2 separate regions of the Homo sapiens genome follow, and region 2 is linked to region 1. The links are chromatin loops, found by intact Hi-C in ENCODE. Cell type or tissue: MCF 10A. All regions are shown on one strand. Links, peaks and the distances in the headings refer to the core of each region. The heading gives the core; the rest is flanking DNA. Region 1 overlaps CPSF4L (cleavage and polyadenylation specific factor 4 like). Region 2 overlaps SDK2 (sidekick cell adhesion molecule 2).

The links. Peaks named below come from ENCODE experiments on the same cell type or tissue, not always from the same donor. Only the 100,000 strongest peaks of a DNase experiment are listed, where the experiment ranks them.
Region 2: a loop joins it to region 1, with 8 times the contacts of the local background. A loop is called at or near these places in 3 of 110 quality-filtered maps.

The regions. Positions count from the first base shown.
Region 1 is chr17:73,252,132-73,261,219 of GRCh38, reverse strand. CPSF4L (cleavage and polyadenylation specific factor 4 like) reads left to right here. Exons shown (of 6, transcript NM_001129885.1): 2 at 237-287; 3 at 3,387-3,539; 4 at 7,194-7,289; 5 at 8,497-8,590. Among named protein-coding and RNA genes, the nearest start is that of CPSF4L, 5.2 kb to the left of the region's middle. RefSeq lists an enhancer at 5,520-5,649. In MCF 10A, for the core only: a CTCF peak has its summit at 5,347 (motif pointing left); no DNase peak of the experiment used is centred there.
Region 2 is chr17:73,415,423-73,424,510 of GRCh38, reverse strand. It overlaps SDK2 (sidekick cell adhesion molecule 2), which reads left to right. Exons shown (of 45, transcript NM_001144952.2): 13 at 419-595; 14 at 989-1,125; 15 at 2,077-2,224; 16 at 5,205-5,345; 17 at 8,519-8,700. Among named protein-coding and RNA genes, the nearest start is that of SDK2-AS1, 94 kb to the left of the region's middle. In MCF 10A, for the core only: no CTCF peak of the experiment used is centred there; a DNase peak (open chromatin) is centred at 3,460.

The sequences.
Region 1 (9,088 bases), core at 3,308-8,307:
CGAGCTCCTGGGCCAGGCTTGAGCCCCTCGAGCTCCTCTGTTTCAGAGTTGGGGGGTTAAGGGTTGAGGTCTGCTGGCTGGCTCTGCAGGTTAACCTCTACAGGGCCCAGATTTGGGATCCCATAGGCCAGAGCCTGGGGGAGGTCTAGGTGGGACATGCCGATGGAGGTGGAGGCTTCCGGAACAGCTGCAGCCTCTGGGGAAGCTACCTTCTCCGTTCCCTCTTCTCCTTCCAGAGTCGGCCTCAGCTGTGTGCAACTTCTTCACTAAAGGGCTCTGTGAGAAAGGTGAGTTAGCAGACAGGCCTGGGCCCCAAGCTGGGTGAGTGTAGGGTCTGTCTGAGCTACACCCAGCAGGGGCTCTGCCTGGCCTGGGATAGGGTGTCGAATTTGCACCTGGGGAGGGAAAATTGGGATGGAACGGAATTTTATTTTTATTTTATTTATTTATTTTTAGATGGAATCTCGCTCTGTTGCCCAGGCTAGAGTGATCTGGCGTGATCTCAACTCACTGCAACCTCTGCCTCCTGGGTTCAAGCGATTCTCCTTCCTCAGCCTCCCGAGTAACTGGAACTACAGGTGCATGCCACCAAGCCCGGCTAATTTTTGCATTTTTAGTAGAGATGGAGTTTTGTCATGTTGGCCAGGCGGGTCTCAAACTCCTCACCTCAGGTGATCCACCTGCCTGGGCCTCCCAAAGTGCTGGGATTACAGGCGTGAGCCACCATGCCCGGCCATGGAGCAGAATTTTAGACTTACAGGTAGACAAAGGATAAGTGGTTGGATCCACCGAGCAGCCTGCCCCTCCCCTAAGATTTTCCCGCCTCAGCAGCAGTCTTCATAGTTTGCAGTTCGCATCAGGGTAACCAGGCTGCCTGGAAAGGGGTATTTTTTTCTTTCTGCCTTGCTGGGATGGGCGTGTGTCTGAGCTTTGGCCTGTGCATTCCCAGGAGGCTCCAGCTTCTTAATGTTTTTCTTGATTTCCTCCCAGCTAGAAGAGAGGCATCCTTCTCCCCCAGTCCCCTGCTCTGACTCAGTTTGTAAACTGGTCAATTGTCTCATCCATTCCCTATGCCCTGAGGTAGCACCTGCCACCATCTTTGAAATGCTATCAAAAAGCATCCTCCACTTCTCTCCTGCCCTGACTTTGGGTCAATACTGTCTTCCTAGGCCCCTCTCCCCAAATGCAGCCATTCTGGGAAGGCCTGATTCAAATATAAGAGTTTTCAACTTTTCTTCTGGCTCATGGCTCATGTAGAGGCTCTTTCAACAGAAATATACAATTGCCAAAAAAAACTGGCTTCCAGTTTTAGGGTTTCCCTGTCTTCCTCCCGCTTGCCTATACATTTAGGTTAAGAAATCTCACTGGTGTGAGAGTTTAGGACATGTTTTCTGATCCAAATGAGTCTGTCCCTGGAAGCTGGGGGGCTGGAGGGGACCAGGAAAGGAGGACCTGGGGCCATGTTCGCCCACCTGCCTTGTTTGTCTTGGGGCCAGCCCTAGACCATACAGGGAGAAGGGAAATGGGATCACTGGTCGCCCAAGGCCTTGTGCACCCAGGACCCTGCAGGCTCAATGTGGACTGAGTGGCATCTCCTCAGCTCAGCCCAACCAGTCCCTAGAGCAGTGGTTCCTAGCAACACCCTTCTGCAAAGAAAGAAAGCTATTATGGTGGAAGGTCAGAACCAAGCAAGTCAATAGCCAGGGGTGGAGGTTAGGGGTATTTAAAAAGAGCACCTTGGCCGGGGGAGTAGGCTCACACTTGTAATTCCAGCACTTTGAGAGGCAGAGGCTGGAGAATCGCTCAAGACCAGCCTGGGCAACATAGCGAGACCCCATCTCTACAAAACATAATTTTTTTTTTTTAAAAAAGGAAAAATGGAAAGAACACCTCCCCTAGCCCCCAAATTATGTCAGAGAACTGGCCAGGCATGAGGCTGGACCTGCTTAGAAACTCAGGAACTGCCAGCCTGGATGACATGGCAAAGCCCTGTCTCTACAAAAAATAAAAAAATTAGCTCAGTGTGGTGGTGCATGCCTGTAGTCCCAGCTACTCGGGAGGCTGAGATGGGAGAACTCCTGAGTCTAGGAGGTTGAGGCTACAGTAAGCCATGACTTTGCCATTGCACTCCAGCCTGGGCAACAGACTAAGATCCTGTCTCAAATAAATAAATAAATTAAAGAAACTTAGGAACTGGGTGTCCTTCCTGCTAATAGCAAGGCAGACTTGAGTGAAGATGATAAAGCAGTTAAATGTAACATTTCCATGGAATATTCCTTATAAATCATTACAAAGTTGGCTCTTCTGTCACCCTGTTAGGTCTCTGGAATCGGGAAGCATAACATTTGATGTTTTTAAAGATGGGAATTCAACACACCCTTACTGAGCACTTACTATGTGCCAGGGGCTGGGCTGGGTGTGGGGATTCTGGGCTGGAAAGCCTGGCCCCGCTCCCTGGCAGGACGAGAGGGGGTGTTAGGCACTCTGGGAATGAAAAGGAGGCAGCTGTTCTGAGCCCAGGTACTTCCCTGGAGAAGGGCATGGCACTCCAGGCAGATGGGAAGGATGGGCAAAGGTGTGGTAGTGGGAACAGCTGTGCTTTAAGAAGAGCTTGCCCTGGCCAGTCACGGTGGCTCAAGCCTGTAATCCCAGCACTTTGGGAGGCTGAGGCGGATGGATCACCTGAGATCAGGAGTTCGAGACCAGCCTGGCCAACATGGTGAAACCCCGTCTCTACTAAAAATAAAAAAAATAGCCGGGTGTAGTTGCAGGTGTAATCCCAGCTACTTGGGAGGCTGAGGCAGGAGGATCACTTGAACCTGGGAGGTGGAGGTTGCAGTGAGCTGAGACCGTGCCATTGCTCTCTAGCATGGGCAACAGAGCGAGACGCCATCTCAAAAACAAGAGCTTGGCTGGGCGCGGTGGCTCACGCCTGTAATCCCAGCACTTTGGGAGGCCGAGGTGGGCAGATCACAAGGTCAGGAGATCGAGACCATCCTGGCTAACACGGTGAAACCCTGTCTCTACTAAAAAATACAAAAAATTAGCAGGGCGTGGTGGCTGGCGCCTGTAGTCCCAGCTACTCAGGAAATGGAGGCAGGAGAATGGCGTGAACCCAGGAGGCGGAGCTTGCAGTGAGCCAAGATCGCGCCGCTGCACTCCAACCTGGGCGACAGAGCGAGATTCTGTCTCAAAAAAAAAAAAAAAGCTCTCCCTTCATGCTGCCTCGGCTCCCAGTTCCAGCCCCTACAGGGTCCAGGTGAAGGGATAAGGGGACAGCCGCTGGGGACTGAGTCAGGTACCCTCCTGGGGAATCCCCTGGAGGGCTGAGCTGGGCCCAGGCTGTGGATGAGGGGCCTCCCAGCCAGGTGCTCTGGCATCTCCAGGGAAACTCTGCCCCTTCCGACATGACCGAGGGGAGAAGATGGTGGTATGCAAGCACTGGCTCCGGGGGCTCTGCAAGAAGGGTGATCACTGCAAGTTCCTGCACCAGTATGACCTCACCAGGATGCCTGAGTGCTACTTCTACTCCAAGTTTGGTAAGGCCTCTTCCTGGCTCGGTGCCTCACCCTGGAGGGTGGCAGTGTGGGCTGTGAGATGGGAAGGTTTCTAGAGGAGCGGGCACGCAGAGGAGGCTGGACATGTCCCTGGAGGCCAGAGAGACCTGTCTGAGTCTCAGGTGTCTGTTCTCCAAACCCCTAGACAAGCAGAAGTGCACCCTGAAGTCCCTGCCCTTTACTGCCCCCTGGATCAAGGTGCATACCAGATACCCCCAAAAGGGAAGAAGGGATTGTTTCTCTCCCCATTCTTGGTTCATCACACACCCAGCCTGACTATATTGAAATGTCTCAAATGAGCCATCTCTCAGGCCCCGGCTAGAACTTCTCGAATATCAGGCCTTCAGAGCCACATTCACGATGCCTGCTGTACCCTCAAAGCCCCAGCACCACTGTCTGCTCTTCCAACGGTCTTGCTATTTTAACTCTTACTTTAGAAGAAACTTTGCATTGTTTCCATAAACGGAGAACTAGCATCACTTGTTGGAAATCAAAGGTCATTGTAAACATAAATCCATGAGGTTCAGAGGTCTAGCACCTAAAGTCATCTTGTGCGGTCAAGCCTGGACCAGCATCTTACCTCCCTCTGGCTTCAAGGCATCCTTTGTCCTTTTATTTATTTTTATATATTTTTTTGAGACAGCGTCTTGCTCTGTCCCCCAGGCTGGAGTGCAGTGGCGTGATCTTGACTCACTGCAATCTCCACCTCCCGGGTTCAAGCCATTCTCCTGCCTCAGCCTCCTGAGTAGCTGGGATTACAGGTACCCACCAACATGCCCGGCTAATTTTTATATTTTTAGTAGAGACGGGGTTTTGCCACGTTGGCCAGGCTGGTCTTGAACTCCTGACCTCAGGTGATCCACCTGCCTTGGCCTCCCTAAGTGCTGGGATTATTGGTGTGAGCTGCGGTGCCCGGCCTCCTTTGTCCTTTTAATCAAGGGACTGTTTATGGGGCAGCTGCAGCCACTTTCCCGCTTACTTAAGAAAGGAATTTGTAAATGTGCTTCAGGTCTCACCCTTCACAATACGATTCTACAGCTCAGAGCTTTTCGGAGCTGGAAGGAGCCTTACGGATTATCTAGTCCAGTGGTTTTCCAACTGTATTCCATAAAGAGTGACCTACAAAGAGAGAGCTGGCAGAATCCCCTGGATGCCCCTGACTCAGGAGGCTTGGCTTCCAAATGTGGCTGCAGCCAGCTTCAGGGCCCCCCAAGCGGCTGCTCCTCATTAGTGCCAATGGGAGGGTCCTGGGTACCTGAGAAGGAGGCAAAGCATTGCCTAGGCCAGTCAGAGCCCCACCCAGGCTAATATTCCATTTCCTGCCTGCTCCTGGGAGGCAAAGGCATGGCAGTTCCTGAGAGCTGCCCCCATGTCTCCCCTGAAAGGACAATGTTTATCCAAGTTCCCCTTGGTCACTGCCTAGCATTCTGTGACTTTAGTAATAAAATGCCACCTACTTAGTTATTCCCTCAATAGCCCTCGGTGTTTGTTTGGGGATCAGGTGCTCCTGGGCATGGATACAGGAACAGGACCAGGTCCCCCTCCGCCCCCAGATAACTCCAATTAGTAGAGGACAGACTTGTAAGCCCATGATTACAAGATGTAATCTACTGTTCTTACAGTAAATGAATGCATATGGCTTTCGAATATCAAAGTGATGATCACTCTAATTGGAATCAGAGTGTTGTTGGGGAGGTGTAGGAGTGGGACAGAGTCACTGGAAGGGACTGGTGTCCGGGGTCTTCAGCCCAGTACCCCCGTCTCTGAAAGGCGGATTGAAGGCTGAGGTGCTGCTGCCACCTGCTGGCCAGGCCAGGAATGCAGAGACGTGCACGCAGCAGAACGGCAACCAGTGTAGATGACTTTCTGTTATCTCCATCCATCAAATGCTGGCCAGCATCACCTAGGGGGTGATGTCACTTTGATTCATTAGAAAGCTCAAGCCCAGAGTCAGCACTCTGCCCAGTGCTGTATACTGACAATGAACAAATGAACCCTTCATGAACGTGAGGAAGCTGAATGAAATGGATGTGGCCTTTTCCCCTCTCTGAGCCCTGGCGTTCTCTGTGAAATGAGAGGGCTGGGAAAGAATGGTGGTTTTAAACTCTTAGGAATCAGGGGTACTCTCCTTTTTTTTTTTTTTTTTTCTTTTTTTGGAGACAGAGTCTCGCACTGTTGCCCAGGCTGGAATGGAATGGCACAATCTCGACTCACTGCAACCTCTGCCTCCCAGGTTCAAGCGATTCTCCCACCACAGCCTCCTGAATAACTGGGACTACAGGCACGTGCCACCATACCTGGCTAATTTTTGTATTTTTAGTAGAGATGGGGTTTCACCATGTTGGCCAGTCTGGTCTCAAACTCCTGACCTCAGGTGATCCTAAGGATCACCACCTCGGCTTCACAAAGTGCTGGGATTACAGGCATGAGCCACTGTGCCTGGCCTAGGGGTACTTTCCTTTAGGCGAAACCTTGCTCTGTAGAGGCCCAGTGTATAAAATAGATCTTCCTGGAGCAATTTGAAAATCAGTGGAATAGACGCTACGACGCTCCTTCAGCTCTGAAAAGCACTGAGCTGTAGACATTTAAGGAGGATGAAGTTGGAAAGATTCATGAGTTCTCAACTTGAATGAAGTGAAAGTGGGATGAATCTTCCCCCATGCTTCCTTCAGAGCTTTCTTCCTAAGAGAAATCTAAGAGAGCTCTTAAAATGACACCTGGGTCCGGGCGTGGTGGCTCACACCTGTAATCCCAGCACTTTGGGAAGCCAAGGTGGGCGGATCACGAGGTCAGGAGTTCAAGACCAGCCTGGCCAACATGGTGAAACCCCATCTCTACTAAAATACAAAAAATTAGCCATGCGTGGTGGCACATGCCTGTAATCCCAGCTACTTGGGAGGTTGAAGCAGGAGAATTGCTTGAACCCGGGAGGCGGAGGTTGCAGTGAGCTAAGATTGCGCCATTGCACTCCAGCCTGGGCAACAGAGTAAAACCCTGTCTCAAAATAATAATAATAATAATGACACTTGGGTAGCCTGGGCCTACTGGGCTGGCTCCCTGTAGGAAATAAACTAAACCTGAGACTTGGTCTAATCCATAGAGAGATGATGACGCAGGCTTAGTATAATGCAGGTGCCCACTCTGTAGAATGTTTCTTTTCATACCTGTGCCACCTTGAGCAGGGCTCTGCTTTTCTTTGCATTTCCACCAAGGGGAACAGCTTCCCTAGGCTCTGCAGGCAGCATGGGTTTTGTAGTAGAGATGAAGAGGGGGCTGCAGTTACAGCGACATGGAAATATCTCCACTTAACGTCGCAGGCCTTCTCGGCTCTCCTTGTTCCTGCTAGCCTCTAATGGCCTTCAGTTCCAGTGCCTCCTTCTCCATCTGGGGTCCCTCACTCTTACTCTTCCAGAGGTGTATATTCAGACCATGCCCTGCTTAGCAAATAGGACTGGGATCCACCCTTTTTAGACTGCAGCAAGGATTAGGCATACTTTCCATCTTCAAAAAGCTGGTGACTCCCAGAATAAAGGCCAGTGTCTTCTGTGTTTGTGAGGGGCAAGGTCAATCTGGTTTGGGGACACAGAAGTGATCACAAAGAGAAACTGCTTCTACAGAGAGTGCTGGGATTTTCAGGTGACTGCAGCAACAAGGAGTGTTCCTTCCTCCATGTGAAGCCAGCTTTCAAGTCCCAGGACTGTCCTTGGTATGACCAAGGTTTCTGCAAGGACGGTGAGGCCTTGGAAGCCAGGGAGCCCTAGGGGCTGTGGGGATCAGGGTGGGAGCTCTCAGCAGGGGAGGGGCCATTTTCCTGATGAGGCTGTGCCTTGGAGAAACCCCAAATAGAAGGCCTTTCTGTAGTTCTCCTCCAGCTCTGCTGTGACACACAAAACACAGCCTGGTGTGGGGCCATAACAGGCTTGAGGCAGACTGACTTGGGTTCAAATCCTACCTTCAGCATGTATCAGCTGCATGCCTTTCTCCAAGTTACTGAACCACACAGGAAGCTCTTGACACAGGGTCAGGCCCATAGGAGACGCTTAGTTCATGTGTGCTCTCTTCCGCATTCCACTTACCCACCTGGGGGGTCCTGAGTGTTGCTTAAGCATGTCCTACCTTTCCCATTGCTGCCAGCCAAATTTAAGAGGCAGCTTACCCCAGCAGGGTTCCCATGCCCTAAGCAACAGGGTTTCTCCCTCTCCTTTGTCTTCAGATAGGTTTTTCTTACGGAGTTCTTAGTGCTGTTGGTTTTAGGGATCTGGGCGGGGGTGAGGGCTGCTGAGAAGATCAGTAGGATTGTGGGGTTAGCTTTTTTCTTTCTATCACCCAGGTTGGAGTGCAGTGGTGCGATCTTGGCTCACTGCAACCTCCACCTCCCAGGTTCAAGCAATTCTCCTGCCTCGGCCTCCCAAGTAGCTGGGGTTACAGGTGTGTGCCACCATGCCCAGCTAATTTTTGTATTTTTAGTAGAGACAGGGTCTCACCATGTGGCCCAGGCTGGTCTCGAACTCCTGGGCTGAAGTGATCCACCCACCTTGGCCTCCCAAATGCTGGGATTACAGGTGTGAGCCACCCCACCCGGCCAGGTCAGCTTTTTCTCAGCTGTACCTCCCATACTTAAATAAATAAAAGGCAACAAAGTGTGGTTCATATCCATGCAGTCCTCCAGGACACAGCATGTCAGTGACATTTCCAACTCTATTTCAGAACTTGCCAGCTGACACCTGCTCCAGCACATTCCAAGGTTCCTTTTCCCCATCCCTGTCTCATGGCTAGAAGTGGATGCTTTAGGGTGGTACAGAAAGGATGGGAAGATTTATCCACCCCTATTAAGTGAAGCCCCTATGACCATCCACACCCTTCCTAGGGAGCTTTTTCATGTGTGTTTTCCCCTCTTGCTGAAGCGGATCCTTCTCATCACTTTCTCTTTGCTCAGCAGGTCCTCTGTGTAAATACCGCCATGTCCCCAGAATAATGTGTCTCAACTATTTAGTTGGCTTCTGCCCCGAGGGACCCAAGTGCCAATTTGCTCAGTAAGTATGATCCCTCAGTTACCAACTCCCACCAGAGTGCTAGGCCTGGCCTTCTAGTTCTAGATCTTTCCATACCTTCGCTGGTCCTTAGTGGAAAATGAAGCATCTGGCAAGCATCCGCTCCAGTATTTTCCTGGCACCACTGCCTGACCCTGGCAATCTCAGAACTCTAACCCATCCTCTTAATGTGTATTCATGCTGGGGATAGGTGTCGATCTTTTCACAAACTGTTCTAGTAATAAGAGAAGAAACACTTAATGCCCATTTCTCCCCAGTCCTCTGTAATTCTCCCTCACGCCCTGGCTAAGGGAGGGCAACTTCCCTACAGGGTTCTGAAATATGAAATCTGCAGCAGGCTGGCGCAGAGCATGTTAATGAGCAGAAGATGGGAGGGCGAGAGCTGGGCTGTAATCGTCTCTCTCTCCACTTCCCTTAGTCCCAAGATGAATCTTTTACTCAACCCGAGTTACATGAAGGTGAGTGCAGGCAGGCACGTGC
Region 2 (9,088 bases), core at 1,327-6,326, 170 kb before region 1:
TGATTCCCCTCATAAAACTAATTCAGAAATGTGACTATGAGGAAACTTGCATTCCTTTTTTCAGCTGTAATCTTTCAGCCTCTTCAGAAGAATACCTTTCACTGGCTGTTTTGCAAGCGCTTCTGGCCAGAAGCAACAACGCTTTGACCCAACCTGAACTGAAGGTGTAACGACCAATAATGACTGAATGCGTTCGCTCTCCCACTCTCCTGCACCCTCCCCGCAGGAACGATGGGCTTCCAGACTGTTTGGCCTTCAACAGTGTCCCGCTCCCCGATCCCAGTGTCCTGCCTGGCTGTTGCCTGCAGTTGTCCTCTGCCCAGCTTTGGAGCTATTTTCTCGGGACAAGCTTCAGGCTAGGCCCACTCCCAAGGTACCTTCCTCTCCCTCTGTACTTACGGGTTCTTCTTACTTTTAGGTACATCTGGGAGAAGGACGGGGCCACCCTGGGCACGGAGAGCCATCCTCGTATCCGCCTGGACAGAAACGGCTCCCTGCACATCTCACAGACGTGGTCGGGAGACATCGGCACGTACACCTGCCGGGTGATCTCAGCAGGAGGCAACGACTCTCGCAGTGCCCACCTGCGAGTCAGGTAAGGGCAGCCCTCCCAGACCCCGGCAGAGGCGGTCCAGGCAATAGCAACTGGCATGCTCAGAGCCAGCCGAGTCCCTTTTTTCAGATCCCCAGGCCACGTGTGACCTGAACTGTTCAGCTTTGCTCAGGACATACCCCCAGCATCCTTCCAGGCCTTTCTCTCAGCTCAGTTAGGCCCTCCGTCAAGAGCAGGGGGGTGTGAGGATGGCTTTAGCAGGAGGGCTCTGGTTCCAGAGAGAAAAATCTCCAGGTAGATGGCCCGAAGGCCACATTTTACGTCTAAGCATGCGGTATCATGGAAGGTCAAGGCCTACACAACCTGTGTCCACAGCGCCCCCGTCACCTGCCTGCAGACCACATAGGGATGCCTGACCACGTGTCTCTTTTCCAGGCAACTGCCCCACGCGCCCGAGCACCCAGTGGCCACTCTCAGCACCGTGGAAAGGCGAGCCATCAACCTGACGTGGACCAAGCCCTTTGATGGCAACAGCCCCCTGATCCGCTACATTCTGGAGATGTCGGAGAACAGTAAGCTTCCCGTGGTCACCTCCAACACCTCCCGCCCAAGCTTGGACTTAGGAGTCAGCCCTGGGCTGGGGTCCCAGCTCTCCTGCTTCCTAGTTCTGGGCCTTTGAGCAGATCCTTCCCTCTGGCAGCCTCAGCGTTCCCATCTCTGAAGGAAACACAGGCATCTGCCTGTCAGGCCCTGTTACAGTTGAAAGAGATGACGCACAAAAGGTGCTTAACTCAGGGCCTGGCACAGCAGAAGCTGCAAAGAAAATGGCCAGTATTTATTTATTATTTATTTATTTATGTATTCCCCAAGTCAAATGAGCAGGCATAATTCGCATTGCATTTTATTTATTTATTATTTATTTATTTATTCATTTTTGAGACGGAGTTTCACACTTGTCACCCAGGCTGGAGTGCAATGGTGCCATCTCGGCTCACTGCAACCTCTGCCTCCCGGGTTCAGGTGATTCTCCTGTCTCAGCCTCCGAAGTAGTTGGGATTACAGGCATACATCACCATGCCCAGCTAATTTTGTATTTTTAGTAGAGATGGGATTTCACCATATTGGTCAGGCTGGTCTCAAACCCCTGACCTCAGGTGATCTGCCCGCCTCAGCCTCCCAAAGTGCTGGGATTACAGACATGAGCCACCACACCCAGCCTGAATGGCATTTTAAACACAGCTTGCCTAGAGCTCATCAATTTGTGGGGGGTAGTGGGGGAGACAAATGCATCTCAGTTCCCATAAGCCCTTACTTTCCTCCGGCACCCTCCACCGTCTCCTCCCCAGGGTCGTGTGAGCTAATGGGACCTAGAAAAATGGCATGGCGGGCCACTCCTGCACCAAGCTGGGGAGGCTCTCTCTTGCCAGCCCCAGTGAAGCTGGACCCTGCTGGGAGTGGGGAGTAAGAAGCATGCTTCATCCCACCCAAGATACCCACTTCTGCCCCACTCACTGTCCCTGCAGATGCCCCCTGGACTGTACTCCTGGCCAGTGTGGACCCCAAAGCTACCTCAGTGACAGTCAAGGGCCTGGTTCCTGCACGCTCCTACCAGTTCCGTCTTTGTGCCGTCAACGACGTGGGGAAAGGACAGTTCAGCAAAGACACCGAGAGGTGAGGGCACTGGCGCTCTACAGGGGCGTCGCCAGGACTCCAACAGGCAGGGGCTGCAGCCGAAACCGATGTGGCAGATTCTGGCTCAGCTCCTCCTGGCCCCCTCTAGGCTTCCGCCTCTGTAGAAGGGGAGAGCAATCCTGATGAGTGCCTCACCAGGATGTTGCAAAGGTTAAATGGGGTGCTCTGAGTAGGGCACTGGGGAACGCGGTGAGCACCAACCAAATGTAGTCATCCCAGTTACTGGGAGCTGTGCAAGCAAAAAGGCTCACCTCCTTCCACTCCACATCCGCATGGGCTGCTGTCATTGTTAAATGGATGCAAAATTCCAGAGATACAGGATCTACACAGATCTCCATATCCATGTCTTGCACGACGCCAGGCCCTGCTAGGGTTCCCGCAAAGCTTTTATAAAATGATGGAAATTGCTGGGCACGGTGGCTCACACCTGTAATCCCAGCACGTCAGGAGGCTGAGGCGGGCGGATCACCTGAGGTCAGGAGTTCGAAACCAGCCTGGCCAACATAGCAAAACCCAGTCTCTACTAAAATATGAAAATTAGCTGGGTGTGGTGGTGGGCGCCTGTAATCCCAGCTACTCGGGAGGCTGAGGCACAAGAATCCCTTGAATCAGGGAGGCAGAGGTTGCAGTGAGTCGAGATCCAGCCTGGATGACAGAGCAAGACTGTCTCAAAAAAAAAAAAAAAAAAAAAAGATGGAAATTGAATAAAAGCTGCAGATGCTTCATATAAAAACATCACACGGTGATACCCATCTATGTAGAAGGAGAATTCTATCCTCTCCAGCTCCGTAGAACAAGCAGCCACCTCTAGCAAGAAAGATGTCATGGGAGAGGTCAGAACAACCGTGATACAAATCACGTGCGCAAAGCCTTGCACTTGGCTCTTTGAAAGACGCCTGGGGCTTAAATCAATCATGGTGGTTTTGCCACAGTTGCAATGAGCTTGGGTCTCTCTGGCTTGTACTAAGGTAGCACCACTGGGGTCAAACAATCTCACGGGAGGGAGCAGTGGCAGGTGGCAGCCCGTGTGGAGAGCAGTTACAGGGGGATTTACATACTCACTGTTTACTGAGCAGCTACCGTGTGCCATGCCACGTTTGGACCACTGGAGGGAGGACAGGGAATGAACAGACATAGCCCCAGTGCATCTGGAGATACACAATCCCAACAACAGAGAGGCTGAAAGTGTAGGGGAAGCTACCCTGCAACTTCTCCTGCCCTGCGGCTGCACCGCATCACACTGACTCACCTTCCTAATGTACCTTCATGCAAACCGCCCTGAGTCACCAAGAAAAAGGCCAAATCCTCACGCTTGTAATCCCAGCACTTTGGGAGGCTGAGGGGGGCGGATCACTTGAGGTCAGGAGTTCGAGACCAGCCTGGCCAACATGGTGAAACCCCATCTCTACTAAAAATACAAAAATTAGCCAGGCATGGCGGCACGTGCCTGTAATCCCAGCTATTCAGGAGGCTGAGACAGGAGAATTGCTTGAACCCGGGAGACGGAGGTTGCAGTGAGGTGAAATCGTGCCACCGCACTCCAGCCTGGGGGACAAGAGTGAAATCTTTCCTCAAAAACAAAAAAGAAAAAGGCCAAATCACCCTTACCCCAGCCTCTACAAAAACACAGGAGCGGGCCAGGTGCAGTGGCTCATGCCTGTAATCCCAGCACTTTGGGAGGCAGAGGCAGGTGGATCACCTAAGGTCAGGAGTTCAAAACCAGCCTGGCCAACATGATGAAACCCCGTCTCTACTAAAAATATAAAAATTAGCCAGCCCTGGTGGCAGGCACCCATAATCCCGCTACTCTTGAGGCTGAGGCAGGAGAATTGCTTGAACCCGGGAGGCAGAGGTTGCAGTGAGGTGAGATCATGCCACTGCATTCCAGCCTGGGCGAAAGAGCAAAACTCTCTCAAATAAAACACGGGAGCGAGCAGCATGCTTAGGAAAGCTATCCATCAAAAAGCAAAAACATAAACAAAAAGGGAAAGTCATCCATCAAAAATAATTAACTTTTGTTTGGAGTGGACACGTGTCCGTGATGTGAAAAGTACACTTAGGCAGAACACAGCATCCCCCAGCAATGCCAGAGAAAGACGTGCTGTCGCGCTTGGCTCCCCGAGGCAGGGTGGGTGTCCTTGGCTCTCTCCCTCACACGCCATGCCCGCCCTGCTCCTGCCTGGGGCTCAGCTGGCCAGCAAAGGAGGCCTAGTTAAGGTACACCAGCAGCTGACCAGTGGGATGTGACCAACATTTCTGCTTATAGAACACTTGGACACTCATGACCTCATCAGCCCCAACAGCAGCTTCCTTGACAAATAGGAAACTGAAACTTACATCCCTCAACGGCACCAAAAACATGTACATTAATTTTTTTTTTTTTTTTGAGACAGGGTCTCTGTTTCCCAGGCTGTAGTTCCGTGATGCAAACACAGCTCACTGCAGCCTCAACCTCCTGGGCTCAAGCCATCCTCCCACCTCAGTCTCCCAGGTATTTGGGATTACAGGTGCAAGTCACCAGGAGGGAGTTTTTTTGGGTTTTTTTTGTTGTTTTTTTTGGTAGAGACAGGGTCTTGCCATGTTGCCCAGGCTGGTTTTGAACTCTGGCCCTCAAGCAATCCTCTTGCCTCAGCCTCCCAAAGTGCTGGGATTACAGGCATGAGCCACAGCATCTGGCCTTATAGTTTTTAAAAGACATATACATATATCCACATATACACAGAGACTATATATGTAGTATCATTTGAGCCTCAACTAGTCTCATAAGGCAGGCAAGTAGAGCTTTATTATAATTCTTTTATAGAACAAGCTCAGAGAAGTCAGGTAACTTGCCCAGATGCACACAGCAGTTGTACCGAATTATCCAGAGTCAGAGCAGGCCAGGGTTCAGCCTTCTCATATCCCATTCAACTCCTGTGTTTGACCCCAAGACTAAGAGCATTGGTGTTTTGTGATCCAGGGTCTCCCTCCCCGAGGAGCCCCCCACGGCCCCTCCACAGAACGTCATCGCCAGCGGTCGAACCAACCAGTCCATCATGATCCAGTGGCAGCCGCCTCCTGAGAGCCACCAGAATGGAATTCTCAAGGGTTACATCATCAGGTGGGTGTCCACCCTGGGGACAGGAGCCCAGTCCCAAGGGGAAAGGCATGGGGGAAGATCGGGAGTGGACTGGAAAACAGTGCAAATTCATGGCAGGCCCTTCGCCATCTAGGAAGGACTAGGTAACAAGAAATGCCTACTCAGTGGTAGGAAGGATTTAGGTTGGACACCTAGTAGAACTTCCAGTGGCAAGACCCCTGGACACCAGCGAGGAATGCGTGAGAGGGGAGGCTATATGGGCTGACATAGGAACAGGCCTACAAGGAGACAGGAGAAGAAATAAGTAACTTTCCAAGGGGCAACGCTCTGGGAAGCCGCGAATATTCCATCACAGGCCAGAATTCTCTTGACCCGTGAGTGGAGAAACCAGCTGGCCGAAGAATTGATGGAAAAGTGAAAGTTCTTTCTTTGGTTATTACTGGAAATGAAGCCCAGTTATACAGACCCTTATCTTTGCATTTGACTGAGGGACTACTCTTCTAGTAACCTAAATGGGAGTCATTAAGGGTCACTAAAATGTGGTATTCATAAGTTCAAATTCATAAGTTATCTGAGGTTACTGAGAACTCTCATTGATATTCTAGATTCTGGCTACAAAATGCTATGCAACTTCGTGTGTCTCATTCCTGCATGTACACACCCTCACAGGGGTTTAACTGCTCCACTATTGGTTAATTTTGTTGTGGGTTTTTCACTAATCCTGAAGGGCGGTGGTTCTCAAAGTGTGGTCCCAGCACCCATGGCATCAGCCTAACCTGAGAACTGGTCAGAAATGCAAATTATCAAGTCTCTCCAAGACCTACCAAACCAGAAACTTTAAGGATAGGCTTAGAAACCTTTGCTTTTAAAAAAATCTTTCAGGCCGGGCGTGGTGTTTCACGCCTGTAATCCCAGCAATTTGGGAGGCCAAGGCGGGTGGATCACGGGGTCAGGAGATTGAGACAATCCTGGCCAATATGGTGAAACCCCATCTTCACTAAAAATACAAAAATTACCTGGGCATGGTGGCACACACCCGTAGTCCCAGCTACTCAGGAGGCTGAGGCAGGAGAATCACTTGAACCCAGGAGGCAGAGGTTGCAGTGAGCCAAGATCGCACCACTGCACTCCAGCCTGGGCGAGACTCCATCTAAAAACAAAAAAAAAAAAAAAAAACTCATCTAGGAGACTTTGATGCATCTTCAGGTTTAGAGAAGCAGTGTTTTAGGGCATTGTAATGCATCAGAATACTTTGAGGTCCTTAATTTTCCAATAATTAGATGCTGAATTATATATGCATCGTGTTTCTCAAATGAATGACCCATCCTTTGTGTCTGACCCCCAAAATTTGCTTGTACACATTTACTTCTTTAGTGCTGTGAGTTCTTTTTGCCAGTGGAGGTAGAAATGGGTCGAGTAGGTAGCCCAGGTGTTTCATTCCACCTGGGCGAGTAACTTTCAGAAGAGGGAGCCTTGTATCCTAGAGGAGGAAAGAAAATGAGCCCAGGCTTCAGGGACAGCTCTCCAGTCCATGACCCCTCCAAGGCTGAGACCTGCAAGTTCTGCCCTGGGACCTCTCAGTGCCCCTGGTTAGCAATCCTCCCCCATCAAATAGAATAGTCCAGACACATCCCCTAGACCTCTGCTACCCAGTAAGGTAACCATTAGCTAGCTCTGGTTACTTAAATTACAGTTGACCCTTGAACAGTGTGGGGGCTAGGGGTGCTCACCCCCTCACGGTTGATAATCCATGTATAATTTATTTTCTTTTTTTTTTTTTTGAGACAGGGTCTCACTCCATTGCCCAGGCTGGAGTGCAGTGGCGTACTCTCAGCTCACTGCAACCTCCACCTCCTGGGCTCAAGTGATCCTCCTGCCTCAGACTCCCGAGTAGCTGGGACTACAGGCATGTGCCACCACATCCGGCTAATTTTTTTTTTTTTTTAGTAGAGACAAGATTTCATCTTTTTGGCCAGGCTGGTCTCGAACTCCTGACCTCAAGTGATCCACCTGCCTGGGCCTCCCAAAGCACTGGGATTATAGGTACGAGCCACCATGCCCGGCCCAATCCACATATAATTTTTGACTCCCCAAAAACTTAAATACTAATAGCCTACTGCTAGCCAGAAGCCACACCTATAACCAGTCGATTAACACGTATATTTTTATGCATTTATGATATAACTTTTTCTTAATTTTTTCAATGTTTCTAGGCCATGTGATTCATCTGCGAGTTTTTTCAAATTGTCACAAATCTCTAAAACTTTTTCTGATATGTTTATTTTTAAAACTCTGTGTAGCTGGGCATGGTGGCTCACGCCTATAATCCCAGCACTTTGGGAGGCTGAGGCAGGTGGATCACGAGGTCAGGAGTTCGAGACCAGCCTGGCCAGCATAGTGAAACCCCATCTCTACTAAAAATACAAAAAATAAGCCAGGCATGGGAGCGCATGCCTGTAGTCCCAGCTACTTGGGAGGCTGAGGCAGGAGAATTGCTTGAACCTGGCAGGTGGAGGTTGCAGTGAGCCAAGATCATGCCATAGCACTCCAGCCTGGGTGAAAGAGCGAGACTCCATCTAAAAAAATAAAATAAAATAATAGTTCTGTGTGTACGCCAACCTGTACAGTTCCAACCTGTGTTGTTCAAGGGTCAACTATAAGCAAAACTAAAACAAATTCTAATTCAGGCCAGGTATAGTGGCTCATGCTATAATCCCAGCACTTTGGGAGGCTGAAGTGAGGTAGGCAGATCACCTGAGGTCAGGAGTTCGAGACCATCCTGGCCAACATGGTGAAACCCTGTCTCTACTAAAAATACAAAAATTAGCCAGTGTGGTGGCACATGCCTGTAATCCCAGCTACTCAGGGAGGCTGAGGCAGGAGAATCACTTGAATCTGGGAGGCAGAGGTTGCAGTGAGCCGAGATTGCGCCACTGCGCTCCAGCCTGGGTGACAGAACAAGACTCCGTCTCAAAAAAAAAAAAAAATTGAATTCATTTCTTCGGTTGCACTAACCACATTTCAAGTGCTCAGCAGCTGCATGTGCTGGCGGGCACCCTGTCGGACAGCACAGGTGCAGAGCACTTCCGCCACCACCGGAAGTCCTATTGGACAGCGCTGCTCTGGACAATTTCCTGGGTACGAGGCCAAGGAAGCTGACTCTGACTCCACTGTGCCTCGCCTCTTCCCCTCAGGTACTGCCTGGCCGGGCTGCCCGTGGGGTACCAGTTTAAGAACATCACGGATGCTGATGTGAACAACCTGCTGCTGGAGGATCTCATCATTTGGACCAACTACGAGATCGAGGTGGCTGCTTACAACAGCGCTGGGCTGGGGGTCTACAGCAGTAAAGTCACCGAGTGGACGCTGCAGGGAGGTAGGTAGAGACTGTGGTCTCAGACCAGGCGCGGTGGCTCATGCGTGTAATCCTAGCACTTTGGGACGCCAAGACGGGAGGATTGCTCAAGCCCAGGAGTTTTAAGCCAGCCTGGGCAACATAGGGAGACTCCATCTCTACAAAAAGTGAAAAAAATTATCTGGGTGTGGTGGCATGCTACATGCTACAGTGGCACAGCTACTCAGGAGGCTATGGCAGGTGGATCGCTTGGGCCCAGGAGTTTGAGGCTAACCTAGGCAACATAGTGAGACCCTGTCTCTACAAAAAATGAACAGAACTAGCTTGGTGTGGTGGTACATGCCTGTGGTCCCAGCTACTCGGGAGGTCCCCAAGGCTGGAGCCTGGGGAAGTTAAGGCTGCAATGAGC